Linked DNA regions of Mus musculus: all the other regions are linked to region 1. A link is a loop called in an ENCODE intact Hi-C map of the cell type or tissue named here. Cell type or tissue: left cerebral cortex. All regions are shown on one strand.

Region 1 (8,000 bases):
AAGTAAACGATTTGCATAAAAATTTCACAAGGTGGGAGAGATGAGAGGTGTGGGAGATTTGCAGAATTTTGGCCCTCAGTAAGTTGTCCACCTCTGATAGAAAAAAGACATTTCCCCTCACAAATAGCAAAGAAACCCCAGGCAAAGAAAGGCCTAATGTCCCATTTCTTAGGAGCTTGTCAGGCTATCTGTGTAACATACAGGATCAATAATGACCTGATGTGATGATCTTTACAAACAGGAAAGCACTGAACTTGTATTTTCTAATAGGAAGAGGATTAAGAGGAAGTGGGGTGCAAAACAAAGTCTAGGGAACAATTCCAAGAATGTTAACAGAGAAAAACCTGTTACGAGGTATTTTAAGCACAATGTGTCAAACTCTGAAAAATACATTCCCTAAGGAGTACAGACATCAGACAGCAAAGACTGGCAGAAGTTTTTTTCTAAATTTCTCTATTTGTTACAGGGTTTATTATTGACACTCCAACTTATAAAATCTTTACAGGAGGCAGGTATAGTGGCGCATGCCTGTATCCAGTACTCAAGAGACAGGAGCAAGATCTGAGTTTGAGGGCAGCCAGGGCTACACAATGAGACCCTGACTTTAAAACAACAAAAACAAACAAACAAAAAACTTTAAAGCTGTGATTCTCAACCTTCCTAATGCTGCAACCCTTTAATACAATTCTCATGTTGTGGTGACCCCCAACCGTAAGATTATTGTATTGTTACTTCATAACTGTAACCTTGCTACTGTTATGACTCATAATGTAAACAACTGATATGCTACCCTTCTGGAGGTCACAAGCCCCAGGTTGAGAACTGCTGCTTTAAAAGACTGCAGTGTTCAAAGCTCTCTCTCACACATCTCACCAAGCAGTATGCCATGCAAATAGCCAAGTAGTTAAGCAACATTTCAGTGGTTTCTCCCTAGCCCCAAACCAAAAGATAAACCTGTTAGGCCAGCTTTATTGCTAGAACAAAAGAAAGACAACTAACCACGAAATACTTAAACTAGAATTATAGAAAAGAAGGAAGAAGAGCACAGAGTCAGGACATTCAAAACATCCTAACTCTCAGCTCAGGGCCCCACTGCTTCCCAAAAGCAGGGAACAAAACAGATCATTTGCAATTAGCAATGTTTTAAAAAATAAAGCAGAAATCATCAGAGAAAAATGTACAGACTACAGACTATTTTGCACTTTTTCTGGGTACATTTATTTCTACATACAGGCATGCAGGCATGTCCATGAAATCTACAGATAAAGATTTCTTGCTGAGTTTCAGTTTTTAAAAGTATTTTTAAAAACAAGTTCCTTTTAAACTGCCCGTTACAAAGTATTTCCATATTTTTTTAACGAAAGCATTGTAATAGCAACTGTAATGTTAAAAACATTAACAGATGGCTAATCCTACCTTCAAATCTCTCATTCAAAACCCATTTCACCTTGATTCAGTGCTACATTCTGTGCTGTTATGAATAATATCTAACAGAGGTGGCAGCGGCAGCAGCAGCCAAAAGCAGAGCTGCCGGCACTCAGCCTAAGGTGCTATAAGCATCACACCCGCCTGTTGTCTCCAAAGGACTTCACAGCCATAGAGGCATATGTAGAGTATAAAAAAGATATGGTATGTTCACCAACAGTCAGAAGTACACATAGCTCTCTCCAATGCAAGATGCAGAACTAAGCCCTACACACACAGACACACACACACCAGACTTGGCCCTGGAATGGAATTTCTGGAAACTGTCCATTCCTAAAATATTTTCTCTACATAATACTGCCTGAAGCAAATATCTGGTGGAAAAGAATTAACACAGGCAACAGCTACCAACTCTATAATTAGGCCTAAACTTGAAGATGCTTAGGCCTGGGGGTATGTAGCTACTGAGTTCAATCCACAGTGCTAAGAACTAAAGGTTGAAAAATAAATAAATAAAATCTACTGCCTTGAAGAAAGCTACACAAGAGTTCCTACTAAGGTGACACAGAGATATCTTAACATTTTCAGATGGCATCTTGGGGAAGAGAAGCAACAGCGGTAACAATTATAAAAATAGATCTTAAAAGAGAGAATAAAGCCGGGCGTGGTGGTGGCGCACGCCTTTAATTCCAGCACTCAGGAGGCAGAGGCAGGCGGATTTCTGAGTTCGAGGCCAGCCTGGTCTACAAAGTGAGCTCCAGGACAGCCAGGGCTATACAGAGAAACCCTGTCTCAAAAAACCAAAAAAAAAAAAAAAAAAAAGAGAGAGAGAGAGAGAATAAAGTACACTAAAGTACTCTTGCCTGATGGCACAGGGCTTTAATTCCAGCATGAGGCAGGCAGAAGCAGTTAGAGCTCAGTGAGTTGAAGACCAGTCTACACAGCGAGTTCCAGTCCAGCCAGAGCTATGGTGAGATAGGGGTGGGGGTAAAGTAAGGCTGGGATTGAAAACAGGAAGCACTATATCAAAAGAAGAGTGCTTTATCACTGTGCTGTAGAGAGTGTTTAATCTAAAACCACATTATGCAGCATCAGATATTTCGGTCACAGGCTGAGCTGCTCAGAGCCTTAGCCAATCATAGCTTGTGTCATATGGCCCTACACCTCTTTCCAGATGAACGGGCTAGCACAGGGCACCCCTGCCAGGGGCCTTCTACATAAAGAGACCAGAGAGAAAACAATGGCTGAAGCAGATGAATTTATGAAAAGGAAAAATGAAAACGGGTTAGAGAAGTGAGACCAGAAGCTAAGAGTGCACAGGCAAGAGGTACCCAGGACCACTAGGATGGAAGGAAAAGGAGCCGCAGCTCGCAGAGCCGATGCTGGTTGGTAGGGATCATGATTTCTGCAGCTTCCTAGCTCTTCCACGAGAATCCCTTTTTATCAGGGTGGAAGGAAAGAACTGTAAAACGTAAAGGGCAGGGAACAAGGACACGAATAAATGTGTAAGGGGATTTATAGTTTTCCGCTATAGTAAAATGGATGTTCCAAGATCCTTAGCATTGGAAGTCTGAGATAGACGAATCGATCTGTTCATTACTGTAGACACGGGGAAAGGAGAACTGCAGAGAAAGCAGAGCTAAGGTCATGCGGATGGTGGCAGAACAGGACAAGAACCAAGGCTGCGGTTCTCACCTTCTCCTCTACTGCACTCATAACACCAAGGAGAGACATTTTCTTCAAAATGAGTGTTTCTGCCGCACGTTTTAAGGTTAATCAGAAATGTTTGCATGCGTATGCCCCCTTCCACAATTATTAACTGCTACTGTTCTAGCAATCATTAGAAGGCTCCCCTTTCCCTAAAGATATCACACAGTCACATAAATCATCATGTCTCGACTCAAAATAGTACATACAGGGCATACACGTTAAATAAAAATGAAATTCAGTTAAAGTTTTATAAAGCTTTCCTTGAAAACCCAATGTCAATAACATTGAGAAAGCAAGGGTAAAAACAACTGACAGAACCTGAACACGTTGAAGTCGTTCCTGATCAGATTTACTGCATTCACTCAATGTGTCTCCAGACAAAAACTATAACCTGGGAACAGAAATCCTAAGTGGGTGTCAGGTGATGGTGGCGCACACCTTTAATCCCAGCACTAGGGAGGCGGAGGCAGGAGGATCTCTTGAGTTTGAGGCCAGCCTGGTCACGAATAAATGCGTAAGGGGATTTATAGTTTTCTGGTCTACTGAGTGAGTTCCAGGACAGCCAGGGCTACACAGAGAAATCCTGTCTAGAAAATGAGAGAAGGGGAGTGGGGAGGAGAGAAACGACTGAACCATTAGAAACAGTACAGAAAGTTGACATAGGGCAAAGCTGCAAAGGATCTGACGGACAAAGCCTTTAATCTCCTTTTAAGGGTTTCCTATGGGACCAGGCTAGGGAGGTGGGGGAGGTGAGTCCTTGTACAGTTATATACAGAGCTGATCCCCAGGAAAGCAGAGTCATCAATTTCCTTAGAACATTCTCAGCCATCTTAAAGGGGCGGAAATTAAGAAGCCAGCATATCTTAAGGAATTCTCTGCATGTAAGAAGTAAAAATATAAACTGAACACACAACCTAGTGATTAACCAAAAGTCCACACACTTCGAATCACATTCAAAACATCTTTTCATCAAATGAAAAACTCAAGGTGTAATAGCTTATTATCCATAAATCTAACAACTTAAAACTGTATGAGATCTCCATCTGCTGGATGAAACACATCGGCTTGGAGCCATTGCTTAGCCTGAATGAAGCAGCAGGCAGAGGGACGCCAGGGGTTCGAATCCTGGCTGCCTGGCCATTCAATTGCCACCGCCTGTACCTACAGCAGATAAAGTTCCTCCCCAGCCTCCCAGGAGAAGAGTTTGGCAGGTTTAATGGGCATTTCACGTCCTTCTCCTAACGAGAGAATTGAGCTGTCAAGAGTGGAGCACAAATGAGCGCGGCCGCAGAGACTGCCCATCCCCGCAGAGCACCGCGGAGCCCGGCCCGGCGGTCGAGGCTGTCAAAGTAGCAAAGCCGGGGCCGCAGGGACACCGCCTCCCGCCTCCCCAATCTCCTCCGTCTGACCTGGCCTGCTGGTTTCCTTTCAATCACGCGGGCCGCCGCCGCGGGGCTCACAAACTGGAAGTACAGCCACAGCCCGCCACGGGAGGGCGTTAGCGGCGCCGCAACAGCCTGCGGGCCAGGACGGAGGTAGGACCGAGAGCGCTCGGCACCCGGGGACGCTACTCCCGGTTTCCGCTCCGCCTCCCGGCCACCCTTCCCCCATTCTCCGGCCAGGGCCTACTGCGCGCGGCATTGTGGGGAATGTAGTCCCGCCTTGCGGAGAGACAGCACGTGCTGTTGGCCCAGGGGCTCAGGGCGACGCGGTTGCTTAGCAACTAAGAGGCGCAGCAGCTGCATTGCTACTAGAGAAAACTCAGCACCCTATTCGCCACTAGTGGTGAAGCATCCTACTATCTACCTTCCACTAGAAAAGAAACCCCTAATGCTGTTGTCTGACACTAGAGGGCATCCTAGTGTTGGAGAGTCCAATGTCCCCATGGTGCTCCTGAAGGTCCTCACTCAGGGAAATAGGATAAAAAAATAACTAAAAGGACTAAAGACTAATAGAAACAAACTATCCTTTTCTGAGGACTGGAGACCTAGCTCAAAAGTTCAGACAGTTTGCTGAGGGACCAGAAGACCAGAGTTCAATTACCAGCTCCCACATCAAGAGGTTCATAATCTCTTGGAACTCCAGCTCCAAGGGATCCCATCTGCTTCTGGCCTCTGCAGACCTCAGCACACTCACACACAATTACATGAATACAAATAAAGTGTTTTAAAGATATTCTTGTCACGGATGGTATAAATATGTATACACATGACAAATACAAAACAACTTGTAGACAAATTATTACAATTAATAAGAGTTTAACAAAGTTAATACATTTTTAAAAAATCAAGTACTTCGGGACTTGGTATGCAGCTTAGTGGTAGAACACTTGGCTAGCATGAATATGGCCCTGATTAAATGCTCAGCACACACAAAATTACACGTTAAAAAGTCAAATTGGGCTGGAAAGATGGCTGAGCCCTTGTGCTTAGAGAGCACTCGGGTTTAGTTTCCAGAATCCACATGGTGGCTCACAACCATCTGTCACCCCATTTCTGGATATCTGACAGTCTTCCTCTGGCCTCACCAGGAATACAGTTGGTACACTAAGGTATATGCAAGCAAAATACCAATACTCATAAAATTCTCTCTCCCTCTGTCTCTCTCTATCTGTGTGTGTATATGTCTCTGTGTGTGCCTCTCTCTGTGTGCCTCTCTGTGTGCATCTCTCTCTCTGTGTCTCTGTGTGTGTCTCTGTGTGTCTCTCTCTCTGTGTCTCTGTGTCTTTCTCTGTGTGTTTCTCTCTCTCTCTCTCTCTGTCGCTCTTTCACACATACATACACACACACACACACACACACACACACACACACACACACCAAACAAAACAGGAGGACCTGGAAATCAAATGCAGCCTGGGAAAGACAGTTTTAACAGCAACAAACAAAAGACAAGCCTTAAGAGTGGAATGAGACCCTTGAAATATATAAATCAAGAAAGGCCTTGTACTCAGAATGTACAAAGAATTTTAATCACAAGAAAAAGAATCAAGGGCAAAACAAAGTGTTCCATCTGTAGAACACCAGCACATGTAGGGGTTTATTAATACCTTGTATGAGGATAGTTTGATCCTCCACGTCACAGTAGAAGGAGGGGAGGAGAAGGAAAGGGGGATCCAACCAGGGCCCTAACTAAGGAGAAAAAAAACCCATGTAACCAATGCACAAAATGGGATAATCTGGACACAAATGTTCTGTGCTCTCTAATGCTGCTAGACATATATGACCCTCGAGGATCTACAATGTAGTTCGTCTGAATTAGGAGGTACTGTAACAGCAAGCCACCACATAGATGCTGAAAACTTGCTACATAAGAAAAAAATGTAGATATCAACCAGGGTTTTAATCTGTTGACTATTGTCTTAGTCGGGGTTTCTATTCCTGCATAAACATCAGGATCAAGAAGCAAGTTGGGGAGGAAAGGGTTTATTCATCTTACACTTCCACATTGCTGCTCATCACCAAAGGAATTCAGGACTGGAACTCAAGCAGGTCAGAAGGCAGGAGCTGATGGAAGGATGTCACTTTGCTTCCCCTGGCTTGCTCAGCCTGCTCTCTTAAAGAACCCAGGACTACCAGCCAAGGGATGGCACCACCCACAATGCGCCCCGCCCCCTGCGATCACTAATTGAGAAAATGTCTTATAGGTGGATCTCATAGAGGCATTTCTTCAAGGGAGGCTCCTTTCTCTGTGAAAACTCCAGCTTATGTCAACTTGATACACAAAACCAGCCAGTACAACTATAAATGTTAAATGTTTTATATATATTTAGCTAAGTAAATGCACTGATAGAATTTATCTTTGTGTGTGTGTATACCATGCAACAAAACCTTTACCAACGTTTTAAACAGAGGTTCAGCCAATACTGAAATTTATAATTTCTAAACTTAAGTCAGGGGCAAATGGCTATAGTGCACAGTAAAACCATGGATGCCTATAAGGTCTGCAAACTGAAGAAATAATAGCCACCGCTCAGGTGGAGGATAAGTTACAGAGTTGGCTCTCTAGATATTGTAGCCAGCAAGAGTATGGCCATCTTCCATCTGTTGCCTCTAGGGATGAGGCCCTGCTGGCCTAAGGGAGTGCTTTCCTTATCCTGGCTCTTGGGTCTTGGCCTTCACATTTTTTAAAGACGGAGTCTCTGTACAAAGCACTGACTGTCATAGAACCCACATAGGCTCCTGTCTTAGTCAGGGTTTCTATTCCTGCACAAACATCATGATCAAGAAGCAAGTTGGGGAGGAAAGGGTTTATTCGGCTTATACTTCCATGCTGCTGTTCATCACCAAAGGAAGTCAGGACTGGAACTCAAGAAGGTCAGGGAGCAGGAGCTGATGCAGAGGCCATGGAGGGATGTTCTTTACTGGCTTGCCTCACCTGGCTTGCTCAGCCTGCTCTCTTATAGAACCCAAGACTACCAGCCCAGAGATGCTCCCACCCACAAGGGGCCTTTCCCCCTTGGTCACTAATTGAGAAAATGCCTTACAGTTGGATCTCATGGAGGCATTTCCTCAACTGAAGCTCCTTTCTCTGTGATAACTCCAGCTGTGTCAAGTTGACACAAAACTAGCCAGTACAGCTCCTGAGAGCTGTGATTGTGAAAGACCCACAATGTAAGGACTCCCCCATGTTCTGACTCAGGAGAGGCAACACCCCACATCACTCATGAAAAACGGTCTTGATGCAAACTGAAAGAGGTTTATTTGGGAAAGACCAGTGCACTGGGGACGACTCGTATCCCAAGCAGGGATAGAGGAGTGGATGACAAGCTCAAGGGATAAGGGGTTTATAAAGTCAAAAACCGCAAACACCTGGCATTGGGCTATAGCATTTGGCAAGCTAGCAAGTTTGCATAACGGGTTTAA
Region 2 (8,000 bases), 91 kb after region 1:
TTTGTTTTTGTTTTTGTTTGAGACAGGGTTTCTCTGTATAGCTCTGGCTGTCCTGGAACTCACTTTGTAGACCACGCTGGCCTCGAACTCAGAAATCCGCCTGCCTCTGCCTCCCAAGTGCTGGGATTAAAGGTGTGCGCCACCACGCCAGGCTCACTTACAGTTTTGGTAGATCATTCCATCATCAGGCAGGTATGGTGCTTTAGCAGTACCTGAGAGCTACTGAGTACCCTGATGTGCAGGCATAAGGCAGAGAGAGAAACAGAGTGACGCACCTCCTCCAAGAAGGCCACCCCACTAATCATTCCTAAAAAGTTCACCAACTGAGGATTAAGAATTTAAATAGGGGGCTGGAGAGATGACTCCGCAGTTAAGAACACCGACTGGGGCTGGTGAGATGGCTCAGTGGGTAAGAGCACTGGGCATTCTCATCCAACCTGTCACAGACTCCTGTGGGCACCAGGTATGGTATGAACACAGTACACAGACATATATGTAGTCAAAACATTCATACATATAAATAAATCTAAACAAGTTGTTTTAAATCATTGTTATAGGGTTAGAGACACAGCTTAACGCTAGAACATCTGCCTAACATTTGGGAGGACTAGAGTTCACCCTCCTCCCACCCCTAGCAAGACACTAGAAGAGGACTTGGATGGGTTCATCATAAAGAATGGCAAGTTCAGAGACTCTTTGGGCACAGTGGCACATGCCAATAGCCCCAGCTGTGTGAGTGGCTACAGCAGCACGGCTGCTTGAGGAGCAGCATGGCCCTGTCTCAAAACAGTAAAAAGCACATGCTGACCACCCAGAGTCAGTCACTGCACAGTGTACCCACAAACCAAGCCACCATCCTTACCTAAAAATATATACAAATATATGGCAATTAAAAAAAAAGTTCTAGCTGGGTGTGATGGCACTCACCTTTAATCCCAGCACTAGGGAGGCAGAGGCAAGTGGATCACTGAGTTCGAGGACAGCTTGGTCTACAGAGACAGTTCCAGGACAGCCAGTGCTACACAGAGAAATCTTGTCTCAGGAAAAAAAAAAAGTGATCTTAAAGCTCTCTTCTTCTCGACCTATCCAACTTCAGGATTCTTCTAGAAATTTGTTTGTTTGTTGTCTCACTGTGAGGTAATTTTTCCTGATTCATTTATTTTATGTTTGTGTGTGTGTGTGTGTGTGTGTGTGTGTGTGCGAGCATGTGTGTGTATCACACATGTGCTTGGTACTCATGGAGATCAGAACTGGGCATTAGAGCCCAAGGGACTGGAGTTCAGATCCCTAGCACCAATTAAACACCAGGATGTAGCGGTTACTTGCAGTTCCTGAACTGAGAAGGTAGTGATCGGGATTTCTGGAGCAAGCTGGCCAGCTACACTGGTTATATTGGTGTAGATTCTCAAAGACAGTCCAACACGGGCACCCCATACAGGCAAATAAATAATACAGAAAAATGTCCACTACTGTATTTGTGAGCGACATTTCATCCAATGTAATGTGTTTTCTCCACAGCAGATAGTAAGACTACTCCAGCAGCTGGAGAGGTGTTCAGAGGTAGAACACTTGTCTAGTATGGACAAGGCTCTGATTTTCTCTCTAGCCTTGCAGAAAGGAAAAGAATTCTATTGAAACAGGACTGGGTTAACTCGGTACAGTGGCACCAACTCATATTCTCAGGACTTGGAGGTAGTGCGTGCGGCAGGAGGATTCACTGAGAATTCAGGGCCACATAGTCAAACCCTGTCTAAAAACCAAACCAAAGCAAAACCCAAAAACAGAGCAAGTAAAGTGACAGTGGCTGACGTAATAATTCCTATGCAGGGCATATATCCAGAAGATGTCCCAACCGGTAAGAAGGACACATGCTCCACTATGTTCATAGCAGCCTTATTTATAATAGCCAGAAGCTGGAAAGAACCCAGATGCCCCTCAACAGAGGAATGGATACAGAAAATGTGGTACATCTACACAATGGAGTAGTACTCAGCTATTAAAAAGAATGAATTTATGAAATTCCTAGCCAAATGGATGGACCTGGAGGGCATCATCCTGAGTGAGGTAACACATTCACAAAGGAACTCACACAATATGTACTCGCTGATAAGTGGATATTAACCCAAAACCTAGGATACCCAAGATATAAGATACAATTTGCTAAACACATGAAATTCAAGAATGAAGACTGAAGTGTGGACACTATGCCCCTCCTTAGAATTGGGAACAAAACACCCATGGAAGGAGTTACAGAGACAAAGTTTGGAGCTGAGACGAAAGGATGGACCATGTAGAGACTGCCATATCCAGGGATCCACCCCATAATCAGCTTCCAAACGCTGACACCATTGCATACACTAGCAAGATTTTATCGAAAGGACCCAGATGTAGCTGTCTCTTGTGAGACTATGCCAGGGCCTAGCAAACACAGAAGTGGATGCTCACAGTCAGCTATTGGATGGATCACAGGGCTCCCAATTGAGGAGCTAGAGAAAGTACCCAAGGAGCTAAAGGGATCTGCAACCCTATAGGTGGAACAACATTATGAACTAACCAGTACCCCGCAGCTCTTGACTCTAGCTGCATATGTATCAAAAGATGGCCTAGTCGGCCATCACTGGAAAGAGAGGCCCATTGGACACGCAAACTGTATATGCTCCAGTACAGGGGAATGCCAGGGCCAAAAAAAAAAAAAATGGGAATGAGTGGGTAGGGAAGTGGGGGGGAGGGTATGGGGGACTTTTGGGATAGCATTGGAAATATAATTGAGGAAAATATGTAATAAAAAAATAAAAAAAATTCCTATGCATTGCTTTAATATGCTGACTGCCAAGGTGAATCTACTCCACTTGTGTTACCAGGGAAGCAACAGATGCAAAACAAGCTTTGATTTAGGGAGGGAAGAGGGGAAGGAGAGGGAAAGGAGAGGGGAAGAGGGGAAGGCTCTGCTCCCAGCTATCACCACACCCCTCTGTAGTATGGTGTTCAATCAGCAGCCAGAAAGAGCTCTCCAGAGTGCCATCTGTGACCCTGGGAGATGCTATCAAATCGCCAACGCCAGGCAGGAAGCAGAGCTTCCCTCCAGTGTTCTACCTGTGTTCTATAAGGCCTGGATGTGGAGTTTTACTCAGCACAACACAAAGCAAACAAAAATCTTGGGAAAGGTGACAGATAGGTGGTTGATTTCCTCAAGGGCACCGTTTAATGACGGGCAGTCTGGAGAGCTGAAATCCAAGGGTCTGTGATTGAGGCTCAAAACTGCTGGCAGGAAACAGGAAACGTGTGAACTTGTCCACCAGATTCTGCATTTAAAGTTAGAAAGGAGGGGGTGGAGAGATGGCTCAGCTGTTAAGAGCACTGACTGCTCTTCCTAAAGGTACTGAGCTCAGTTCCCAGCAACCACATGGTGGCTCACAATCATCATAATGGAATCCGATGCTCTCTTCGGGTGTGCCTGAAGACAGTGTACCCATATACATAAAATATATAAATCTTAAAAAAAAAGTTAGAAAGTAGACTATCAATCCAGATGCAGTGTGTGTGTGTGTGTGTGTGTGTGTGTGTGTGTGTGTTCCTTTAGGTGGTAACTGAGTTTCCTGTGGCATCATGAGGACCAGCATCCATAGACCAGGTGTCTCCCCCAAAGCTTGTACCTCCAAGGGACACAGTCCCTTCTATGAGCTCCATGGTCACACTGGTGTGCTCCCCCACCATCTACCATATACACTCCCCTCACAACTCTGTGTGTGTGTGTGTGTGTGTGTGTGAGAGAGAGAGAGAGAGAGAGAGAGAGAGAGAGAGGGAGAGAGGGGATTTAGATAAGTCCTCCAAACGAAAGCTTTAATATGGGTCCTTAGAGACATCTAAGGGTCTCTTGGGCACATCACTGATGTTTTTAAGGATAACACACATGGCCGAGTGCTTCCTTGTAAGCCACAGGGTGCGACCATACCTTATGTTTTCATTTCTTACTCCCAATGGTGCTACACTTGGGGATACAAATATTTGTTGAATAAGTAACTCTACATCACAAATGTTTTTGATGACAGCAGAGAGAGAACCGTAGACTTGAAAGCAAACAAGTGTATCTTTGCATTCATCTGAGTGTGCTGAGTTCTGCCACACTGAGCCACCGCCTTTCAGTTCAGGTCCGACCTCAGGCCTTGGAAGGCATTGTGGGAAATGATGAAAGATTGTGATGTTCTGTGGTCCCACTGCACTGATCTGAAATTAGGACTAAGGTTTTCCATATCCTTAGAAAATATAATACGAAGTATATTTTGAGTTTGAAAAATGTTGGTCTGTCTGTATTCTCAATTCTACCCTTTCAAGGTAGGATATTTAAAGGAATCTCAAGGGAAAAATACACCCCCTCACCCCCATACATACACCAGTCCAGGTTTCCTATTTGGTTCAAACTCTAATGCAGAGGAGATCCTGGTCATTCAGTCTCCGGAGGATCTGGGGCTACAGACATGCGCCACCATGTGGCTTGCACTTTAAAAGGCACCAGTACCTTCTAGAGGGCAGGGGAGTATGCACTTGTCAGACTTGAACAACAATTAGGTAGTCAACTATTTTTAATGAAAATTTATACACTGCAGGCTGGTTACTAAATAGCATCACACGTCCATTCAACAAACATTTGTATGAAGCAGCATTTAAAGTCCTGGGAGATTAGTAGTTACGGACATAGATGAAAAAAACTCTCTCCTGGAATTTACTTCCCTGTGAAGTAGGTGAGACAGCCAAGGCTCAGGGGACGGCTCGCAGAGGCACTGCTACAAGCATAGACTGTGCAGTACCGATGCTTTAATTGGCTTTACAGTCCTTCATGACACAAAATAAAAATAATAAAGAGAGGAGTGCTGAGTTGCAGGTGCACCGTCTGTCTGCCTTTGATTGTGTTAGGAATTTGAAAGTTTTTTCCATTTAAAATGTCTAGCAACTCAAAAATTAACAGCTCTAAAAAATTAAGGAGAAGTGAATATAAGTTTGGTTGTTGTATTTTTAAATTACTAGTTCTAATTTTAGATGATATTGCCTCCTCTCTTACAAATTACATGTAAAAGGCTATATAGCAAGATCCAGTCTCAAAACAAACTAGCAAAAAATAAATAGCAAAGTATTTAAATTTCTGAAGTGGAATAAAAGGTTTATAATTTTTGTTTTTTCTGTTTGTGTTGCTGATAACTCCAAGTTAGCAGAGCCAAGTGTTTTCTTTTTTCTTGGCATTTGGAACTATAAACTAATTAAGCTTTTCTACTAATTTACCGGTTTGTTGCATAATAAAATCATTTGCATAATAAAATCTGTGTTAACGAAATCTCCTCTCAGCCTGCCTAAACTCTGAAAATTTAAGTCCCTCTAAACATGTTAAACATCATAGGTGGAACCTGCAGTTAAAGTATTTTCGATAAATTCCAATATTTTGTTTTTTCCCCCATTTAGTTTTAAGTGAGAAAAAAGAAATAGCCCCTAAGCTGCCTGTTTTACTCTAACAAGGTCGCCTGCTGTCTTGAGAACGAATTACCTGGGTTCCGTGCCCTGGACGCCTCTCGGAGCCCTTCCGACTGCACTCATCCCTGTTCTGAGGCCCCCTGCAGGATCTCCTCCTTCACAGCACCCGGCTAGTCCCCTTCCTTTGGCAGTTCTCAAAGGCTCCATTCGTAAAACAGATCACAAGTTTCACTATGTCGAAATTCTTTAATTCTACATAAAATGTCTTTACTCTTAAATGCAGCTCGAATGGGTGTTTCCGTTTATGGGGGCCGGGGGGGGGGTAAGGGGTAAGCCAGAGCTACTCACTGACTCACAGAGGAATTTTCTGTATCTGTTTTTAACAATTCTTACGTCATACTTAAGAAAACAGCAAGGATGAACAGAGGTGCCTGTGGTGAGCACTGCAATGTTTTAAGTTTGATACCTACAGTCTAAATATAACAAAATAAAACAAAACCAAAAACAAGTAAATTGTGTTTTGTTTTGGCTAGAATATCTTCTAACTGGTTTCAACGGGTTATGGGTTTTTGTTTGTTTTTTTGTTTTGTTTTGTTTTTGTAATGATCTATACTTATTTTCTACAGAGTTAAGATACACATGTAGAGATGTCTTTAGGAACCTAATGGAAACCCAGGTGGTGGTGGTGTACGCCTTTAACCCTAGTGCGAGCAGGCAGAGGTAGTGGATTTCTGAGTTCTCAGAAGGCCAGCCTGGTCTACAGAGCAAGTTCCAGGACAGTTAGGATCACACAGAGAAACCCTGTCTTGAAAAACCAAACCAAACAAACATGTAATGGAAGCAGAAAAGCAATGTTAAACATAGTAGGTACTAAACATCCACGCGATTGACCGTCATTTGATATTTGATGCATCGAGTGCTTTTATCTTCACTCTATAAATTGTTTTATGGTAATGATTTACTTTTGAAATACAAAGAGGCACAGAGGGAGCTCTTCTATGAAGACGAGTTGTTTTTCTTAGAGAGTGAAGACATCCTATGGACTTGTCAGGACCGTGGTCTGTGAGAGTGGCTGGCACCAGGGAAGGACACTTCTCAGGGACCATTTCCATCCCTCTCACTTCCTCACAAGAGTCTGCCTCCCTCTCTATCCTTGAGCTCTGCTGCTCCGTGGCAACAACCCGTAGGAGCTCCTTCCTCTCTTGCTTTTTTTTTTTTTTTTTTTTTTTTGGTTTTTCGAGACAGGGTTTCTCTGTGTAGCCCTGGCTATCCTGGAACTCACTCTGTAGACCAGGCTGGCCTCGAACTCAGAAATCCGCCTGCCTCTGCCTCCCGAGTGCTGGGATTAAAGGCGTGTGCCACCACGCCCGGCTTCTTGCATTTAGGACATTCTATAAAATGTCTTGATGGCACAAAGTGAGTGATCCAAGAGCCATTTCTTTCTCATTTATTTAAAATGAGGGAAAAACAAATCCTGTTTTCTGTCCCTGTCTTCTGGGGCTTGGACCTAGCCTTGCTGTATGGCCAGGCAGACAAAGCGCTCTGCCTGTAGGGACATCCACAGTCCTGTGAACTGGGATTTATTGGGAGCGATGTGGCTGTTGTTTCCACCTGTGAATATTTTAAGGTTTTATAGGGACTAGTATTTCCAGGCACGGCACTGTGCAGTGTCCATAAACCCTCCTCCAAGTGCAGTGGCCCAATAGCATCATTGACAGTCCCCATTTTAGTTCAGAATTCCACAAATATTTGCTGAAGGCTACTCAGTGGCCTTGCACTGTAATAAAGATAGAGAGGGGGTTGTATAAATCGTTTAACTCTTTTTACAGCCGTGTAAACAAAGGCACAGGAGGTGGGGAAAAGGATACACCTAGGGTCACGAAGGGGCCAGCCACAGCCACAGAACACAGGCATCCAGGCTGCGCTGACAGCTGAGGGGGGCCTGACGATTTATGGGTAAATGAAGTTATAGACGATCCCTTCCAAAAGAGGCACAGCCAAGGCTTGAGTCACCAGCCTGGATCACTTCAATTCATGTCTCTAGTCAGGGTTGAGAAGCCAGGAGCACTCATAGCCAGTGCCCACCATCTCCCAGTGTGTCTACCAAGTGTCGTCCAACTAAATCCCTAGAAGGGACTAAAGGGGAGAATCTGAACCATGCTCTGGACACAGACACACACCCACAGACACACATGCACAGACACACACATAAATAGCAACCCACATCCCCCCACTCCTCCCACACCTTGCAAGGAGAGTCAAGCAAGAGTAAATTAAAACCCAGGGCCACAATAGGGCTAAATCTAAACATTACATGTCTTGCCATTTGATGTGGCGAGGACTGGCTTAGCTCACCACCAAGTGTGTGCAAGGCAGCTGTTTGCAAAGCTCATCCCTTGGCCCTCAGACTGAGACAGCCGTGCACAGAAGCAAGCTGCTTGAGCCATGAGCTGACATCATGGGACCCTCTCCCTCCCCTAGCTCTTCACGTCTGATGGTGCGAGGTGGGCAGAGTCAGGGCTTTCCATTAGGCAGACATT
Region 3 (8,000 bases), 78 kb before region 1:
TGTAAAAATTCATATATTCCAGCAAGTTGTTGTTGAGGACACTTTCAAGCTTAAATTCTATCATCTTTTAGTCCCCTCTTGTTGAACATCATTGGAAATGCTAATTATTTACTGAATAACTTGTTTTATATGCTTAGAAGGTAAGATCTTCAGAGATATGGTGTGTACCTTATACTAATCTTTCATTTCCCGTACATGCTCCAGTGCCTAGCACATAGTGATACAACAGCATCTGCTGCTTGAACAGATGAATAATAAAGTATATGAAGACTTGAGAAACAACATTATGAGTTGCAATAATTAATATTAGTTAAAGAAAATATCTTTTTTTACTCAGTAATTTACTTAAATTTTAGGGTTTGTGTGTGTTATTAAACAAATACCAAATAGATAAGTAATACAAAATCCAAGCAGTACCAAGGATTTTACAATATGACTAATAATTCTTTCTACCCTTCTGTTCCCCCAATTTTTCCCTACATATAAACACTAGTGCTTGTAGTTCCTTGCGAACTATGCTAGAGATTAGATGTGTGTACTGTTGTTTTAACTTGGAGATCTGCTCTTTTAGAAAAGGATTCTGATTTCTTTACAATAATTTCCTACAATTCTATTGTCTGGGTGTATCATGACTGGTTTTACATTCATTTAGCAATTGATATTCAATGGTTTATGGTTTATATTTATTAAAATTATACTGCAATGAACATTTTTTTTCTATAAATGCAGTATAAGATAATTATTATACATTAAGATTTGTGAAGATTACCAAAACTTCATTCCAGTTCCATTACTATCAACTGAATGGCCTTGAGCAAGTTTTTACAACTTTTTGAAACTTCATTTATTTAGTCCTCAACTTAGCAATGACAATATAACTTACCTCCAAAGTATAGATGAGGAGCCAAAAAGTTAAATAAGCTACTTAGGTAATATTTCTACTAGTGCACATATTCAGTAATATTGTTGTTATTAGTAGTGGCAGTTTTCATGAGCATATAGGATATAACAATTTTAATCTATCAGATTATAAAGGTTGGAAGTGTTTGAGAACACACAGTATGAATAAAAGGTACAGTATAAATAAAAAAGTAAATAATAACTTGCTCAAGACCATTCAATTGGTAGTATTCTCTTTTAAGTGGCAGAAATCAGGCTGAGGAAGCAAACAATAGATCTTCACCCTGATTTGCCTCTGTATTTCCAAATCTCTACTTATGTGTCTCTGCTCTCATCTCAACCTCATCTCAAAAAGATTTTATGATTTGCATCTTGGGATAGGCATTAGATATATAGGAATAGCAACAGTAGTTTTAATCTTTTTATTGCATTCATCTAAGGAATGTTTTCTAACTTTTTGTAGTGTGTATTGCTGTGAGTTTAAGACCTGTCTGGTCTACAGAGTTCTAGGACAGCCATAGCTACACAAAGAACCTTTAAAAACCTAAATAAATAAATAATGCCTTATTCATATTTTATACCAACTGCATGCATGCACTTTCTTCTATCATTGGAAATGGAACCCCTTTCCATTCGGCAAGTACTGTATAACTAAACCACATCCCCAGTCCTTGTTTATTGAACAGGGTCTGACTAAGTGTTCAAGACAGGTGCAAACTCAAGGTCCTCTTGCTTCAGCCTCACAAGTAGCTGGAATTACCAGGCACAGTTTGCTGATAAGATTTTGAAACAGTATTTTGGATATATTAAGTTAAATAAATATATGTATTAAAATTATTTTACCTGTTGCTTTTGCTTGCACCAATGTGGCTGCTAAAACTAGCTATAATTACTTATAGGATTCACATTGTATTTCTACAGTAACAGCACTAACCTAGGAAGTATTAAGTTAGTACACATATAGTTCCTATATAAAAACCTTAAATATATAATTTGTCATTCAGTGCGGGGTACCACTAAGTGGCACATGTGCTAAATAATATAGAATACAGACCCACATAGATCTACAACATGTGAGCACCATTTAAAAAGTGTATGTACAACTGGAGAAATGGATCAGCTGTTAAGAGTTCTGGTTGTTCTTCCAAAGGAACCAGGTTCAATTCCCAGCACCAACAGGGCAACTCACAACTGTCTATAAATCCAGTTTCAGAGAATCCAATTCCCTCTTCTGAACTCCATGGACACCAGGTACGGAAGTTGTACACAGACATAAACACAAGCAAAACACACATGCATATAATTTTTAAAAATAAAAAGTTTGTGTGTAAGTATATAATTTACCATAAATTCTGCCGATATTTCTGTAGTTTTAAGAACTCTTAATCATAGTCTTCTATAGCTCTTTATATAACTTCTACTTTATACACTGTACACTTAACTTCATTATAAAGGAGTTTCCAAGCCATGGGAAGTGTAGTTAAATACAATTTCCTCTCCCTACCCCCATCATGTATAGTTTGCAGAATCAAAAATTCATCAGTAACAGTACATTATAGATTCACTTCTTAACATCTGAAACCCAAGAACTTTGGTGTTTAATACTGTTATGCTGTTTTGTTTTGTTGAGAAAACATCTGTGTAGACCTGGCTGTCCTTGGAGATCCACCTGCCTCTGCCTCCCAGATGCTGGGATAAAAGGGGTGTGCCATCACACCCTGCTTACTTTGTATTTAAAACTGAATATACTTTCCTGATTTGCAGTCTATCATTGAAATAAGACACACTTTATTAGTTCTCCAGATTTCAGAATTATATACTTATCTTACAATAAAATGCAGATCACTAAACAAACAAACAAACAAAACCTGGGTTTTCTTTGTCACCTGCCAGCGGCTAGAGTACAGAAGCTTTTCCTCTCCCTATCTTTACTCCCTTTACAATCTACTACCACCTGATATGCTAGAAACTTTCAAGAAGTTTCTTTGAAATGGTGTAAGTGTATCCAAAATGGTCCAATGTTTGACATATTATCTGAGCTTCCACACAACATAACTTCTAACAAAACAATGCTGTCCCAAACCCCAGCATGGAAAAGGGGAAGTGGGTACCCCTAGCAAAGAAGCTACTCAAAATTGATAGCTTCTGGGAAAGAGAAAATCAGTATTCCTTAATGGAGGGATCCTGGATACATCAATCACACTGTGGATCAGGCCTCAGGTTCAGTCAACACAAACTCAACACCATGGGTTTTCATTTTGTTTTAAGGAACATGAAGTTGTGTGGGTAGGGAGGTGGGTGAGGATTTAGGAGTTGGGAGTGGGAATAAAAGAATCAGAATATACTGTATGAAATGATAAAAGAATAAAAAATAAAAATGTAAAACAGAAGTATGCTAAAAGATTATTTTATAAAGATATGGTGTATTTAACTAATTAATAAGTTAAATGTAATTAATGTTGTTTTTAAAACTATACTGCCCCAAACCTCCATCAACAGAACTATTCACTTGTATACCAAGAAAGTCGGGAAAACACAAAATTCCTGCGTGTGACTTACAGGTAGGCCAACTTGGAAAGGTGCTACCTACAATTCCTTCAGTGTCAGCAGGGACTATGATCCCACATATGCTACACTGGTCCACGACAGGATCAAGAGCAAAACTTTATTTTGAGGGGAAGAAGGGTGTGAGGTGGCTATGTCCACAATACTTTGAATAAAATCCTCAAAGAACTAATAAAAATGAGGAAAGTATTGTGAATGTGTTAAAGGCACAAAAAGAGGACAGAACTTAGCTTTCTGACACACACAGGCCAGAAAGCTAAGATCTGCTTTTGTTGTTTTTTTGGATGTTAAGTAATTTTTTTAAAAAGTGTTTAGCCTAAATTTTCAGGAAACAATCTTACAAAGACCCCTAGGTGGAGCTATAGCTTTAAAAATACAACAGCATGTGGCTTTCTGACCCCATTGAACATGACTCTGAAGTTCCAATCTTGATAATTTTCTTGTTTAATTCAATTGTAAGCATTTTTTTCAACATAGGAAAACTGCATGTTGCAATCAACTGTCTTGTAATTATGTCTTGTGTTATATGATTTAATCAAGATTAGGTACTGGGAATGAAAACAAAAATCACATTTATTATTAGATTTTTATTTTTGTTGGAAAACACTTGAGTTGATAAGAGGAAGGTAGAAAAGAAAAAACAACCAATATTATATTTACCTGGGCCCAAAATGTTACTGCATCTTCTACATGACTTCCAACAACATCTTCAACTAAAATAAAATCACAATGCAAAACAAATTAGAAGTTAATCAGTATCATTTAGTTATTATACCCCCAAATAATATTTAATGCCAGTACCTTTATTGTAATGTGTATCTTCATCCATTTGGACAAGTCCTGGAAAACTAACAATTCAATACCTTGAATTAGGTTTTTATATCCATTAACAGTGAAAAAAATCTAAACCACATATGTTCAAAGTATTTGCCCTAAGATGGTTATCAAAACTCAAACTCTATACTAAAAACTTCCTGTTTTCTCATGACTGTTTCTTGTATTTGTTCTGAAAATATTATAGTTTTCAATGGCAAAACACATTATCTCTGTCCCTATCATTATCTTTAGCCAAATCTTTACAGATTTACAAGTAAGATAACTCAAACAGATTTTGATCACTTATATAAATCAATATTTTGAAACAACATGCAGTGTGTGTGTGTGTGTGTGTGTGTGTGTGTGTGTGTGTGTGTTGTATGTGTCTTGCCTGAATGCACATCTGTGTACATGCAATGCATGTTGAGGCCAGAAGGGGGACAAAAGTGGGCTTCAGATCCACTGGGACTAAAGTTACAGCCATGTAAACTGCTGTGTTGATGCTTCCAGAGAACTAAAGTTCAATGTTTAACAAAACTAAGCTGTCCCAAGTCCCAAATGCCAACATGGAGGAAAGGAATTGAACCCAGTCCTCTAGAAAATCAACAATGCTCTTAACTGCTGAGCCATCTCTCTAAACCCATATTAACAACAACAAAAACAAAAACAAAAACAAAAAAAAAAAACAACAAAAAAAAAAACCTCTCAAACAAGAAAATTCCACAATAAAATAAAAAAATAAATAAATAATAAAATGCCTGAGAGTGGCTAGCCTGGGAGTGGCTATTGGCTATTTTGTTTTTTAAAATGCCCTAGAATTAAAAACTGAAATATATCAAATTTGCCTATTACTTCAAAAATCATGTTTATTACATAAAAAAAGTACTTCAAAAGAAGTGTCTACTACTTTACGATTTGATTCTCAAAAATCCAGGAATCACTTTCTACTCATAAATTAAAATGATAAAATATGTAATCTACTTCACTGTTCAATTCCAACTGATTTTATTTCATTCTCAAAATAGGCGCACTCTCCACCCTCCAAAGCTGGGGGGTGTGGTTAGAGCATTGGTTTGTCCTTCAACTTTAAGGTAATTCTACACATTCCAATAAATAGGGGAAAAACAATTTTTCACAAAACTGCCCTTAAAACGTAGGGTACATGCCATGGTTTGAGACTCATTTTTTGAGAGCTTTTAGATCATCCAAGAACATCTAATCTACATCAAGGTTTCAAATGCTCTCAACTATGAAAAGAGTAATTAACTCATCACAGCAAATAATGGAGCTTATTTATAGGAATTTAAAACTTGCAAATTTTGTCTAGCTTAATTTTTTTTCAAATAACATCACTGAATCATCTTCAAATCTGGGATCCTTTAAAAAGTAGTTTTAAAATTCAGCTGTGGAGAAGCTGTTTTAAAAAAAAAAAATGGAAACAACAATATGAACTAAGCAGTACCCCGGAGCTCTTGTCTCTAGCTGCATATGTATCAAAAGATGGCCTAGTCGGCCATCACTGCAAAGAGAGGCCCATTGGACTTGCAAACTTTATATGCCCCAGTACAGGGGAACGCCAGGACCAAAAAGGGGGAGTGGGTGGGTAGGGGAGTGGGGGTGGGTGGGTATGGGGGACTTTTGGGATAGCATTGGAAATGTAAACGAGCTAAATACCTAATAAAAAATGGAAAAAAATTTTTTTTAAAAAATGGAGTCTTTTAGTGAGAAAGAATATTTCTCTGGAAAACACTATTGTTTGCTTGGTTGGTTGGTTGGTTCTTGGTTGTTTTCGGTTTTTTGAAGACAGGTTTCTCAGTAGCTGTCCTGAACTCTCTCTGTAGACCAGGCTGGCCTCAAACTCAAAGATCTGCCTGCCTCTGCCTCCCGAATGGAGTAGGATTAAGACATGTGTTACCACTGTCACGGGCACAGAAAAAATTAAAAGTTTACTTTGGAAATCCTGCCACTTGTTTTAAGAAACTGGTTTTCTAGCCTTATTTTAAATCGTTGTTAAAAGACTTGCCAAGGAACTGTAGTGACTTTAAGCAGAGGTGGAGGGCACGACGGCGAATTCAAATCTCGCCTTGAAATGGGCCAAGGTGAGGTAAAGATGCTGGCTTTCTGGGGGGCCTGGAAGGCTAAAACCACAGACGTCGCCAGAGGGGAAGAAAGTCGTCCACACAGTGGGTCTGCGGGCAGCTCACCGAGATTTGTCCACACAGTGGGTCTGCGGGCAGCTCACCAAGATTTGTCCACACAGTGGGTCTGCGGGCAGCTCACCGAGAAGCTGCGGCGCCTTCGAGCTCGCCGGAAGTAGGCCTCAGCCCAGACCTAAAACGCCAGCAGCGTGGACAAGAACACCCTGGGAGCGGCCCCTGTCGCCCTCGCCACCAAAGACTACCACTGACCTTACACTTTGCGCCACAGCCGTCCCAGCAAAGAGCCGCTGGCCCCACATACCAGGCGCTCCACCCTCAGCCCTCCAGCCCTCAGGCCAGCCCTTGGCGCCGCTTACCGCCGAGCTTCCACGCCTCAGGGCACGCACTGCGCCTGCGCATGCGCGAGGTGCTGCTGCGCTATAGCGGAGGGAGCGCAGCCCTGGTCACGTGGGTGGCCGGCCTCAAGGCCTCGAGCGCAGCCAGGCCGCCCACGGTCCACGCACGCGCTCCGCTCTGCTCCCGAAAGCAGCAGCCTGGCCCTGTGTGCAGTCAGTTTATAGGAGGGCGCCCCACACCCCGCCAGTGATGTAAGACCGTGACATGAAGTTGCGTGGGTCTTCCTAATTTGTACCTCGAGATTTAAACTTTTTTTTTTTTAAAAGCCAAAATTGGGACAAACTGGATATTCTTTTCCCAAAGAAAAGAATACCGTAATAAGTGACAATATCATTTTATAGATCAATAGCTTTACACATATTTCTCCCCAAACTTCGCATCCACATCAAACATTGCAGGGGACAGCAGGGATCGGTGGGGACTGGGATGGGATAGGGTTATAGGCAAGTTATTACACTTGGAGGAAACATTGCACAGCTAAAAACCATCTCTATCTAGTTCTTTTGTTTTGCAAAGGAATGAATTAAAACCAAGGCCTCACGAAAGATCACTACCAAGGAGCCCTCCATTTAATTTCTAAAGCTTAAAGTATAATTTGCATAGACTACAGATATTAAAGTGTAAAGTATTTTAATATTTTTATACATCACTGAAGTCATCCCCATAATAAAACATTTCCATCAACCTCAAAAGTTTCTTCATGTTGTTTACATTAACTGGCCCTCCTTATGTACCTTTCTGTTTCTTGTAACTGAACGTTAATTCTTTTTTTTTTTTTTTCTAAAACTGTTGACAGAATCACACATAAAGACCATTTTATTTGCCTTCTTTCAAATGGCATGGGTATCTTAAGATAATTCCACCTGTTTTCTTCTATATATCAACAGCTTGTAACTTCCCAGGTACTAGTCCACTGTGGATGCCTAACAGGTTTTCTACATTTCTGGGTAGAAGGGTTGTTTTGACTTTAGACTTCTCTCAAATAAAGCTGTTATGGCCTTCAATTCTTTCCGTGGACATACCCTTTCATTTCTTTTGGGCTAATGTCCCCTAGTGGATGGTTAAATGGTAGAAGAGTGTACAAGAAGTTGCCAGACTATTTAACAAAGAAGCTACTCTAATTTATATTACCACCATCAAAGTTTATATATTCTAGTTGCAAGG

The links. Peaks named below come from ENCODE experiments on the same cell type or tissue, not always from the same donor. Only the 100,000 strongest peaks of a DNase experiment are listed, where the experiment ranks them.
Region 2: it touches region 1 in a loop (3-fold over the local background); 6 of 42 quality-filtered maps call a loop at or near these places.
Region 3: it touches region 1 in a loop (8-fold over the local background); 7 of 42 quality-filtered maps call a loop at or near these places.

The regions. Positions count from the first base shown.
Region 1 is chr6:49,316,025-49,324,024 of GRCm38, reverse strand. It overlaps Ccdc126 (coiled-coil domain containing 126), which reads right to left and starts at 4,751. Exons shown (of 3, transcript NM_175098.6): 1 at 4,545-4,751. In left cerebral cortex, CTCF peaks have their summits at 4,723 and 4,924; DNase peaks (open chromatin) are centred at 2,567, 3,961, 4,255, 4,805 and 1 more place; H3K4me3 peaks cover 1,154 bases; H3K27ac peaks cover 612 bases.
Region 2 is chr6:49,224,977-49,232,976 of GRCm38, reverse strand. No RefSeq gene overlaps it. Among named protein-coding and RNA genes, the nearest start is that of Igf2bp3, 14 kb to the right of the region's middle. In left cerebral cortex, CTCF peaks have their summits at 4,479 and 5,604; DNase peaks (open chromatin) are centred at 4,502 and 5,585.
Region 3 is chr6:49,394,374-49,402,373 of GRCm38, reverse strand. Stk31 (serine threonine kinase 31) reads right to left here and starts at 6,770. Exons shown (of 24, transcript NM_029916.2): 1 at 6,690-6,770; 2 at 4,267-4,313; 3 at 4,126-4,178. The coding sequence starts at 6,739. In left cerebral cortex, CTCF peaks have their summits at 3,822 (motif pointing right), 4,721 and 7,891 (motif pointing left); DNase peaks (open chromatin) are centred at 3,792, 6,876 and 7,880.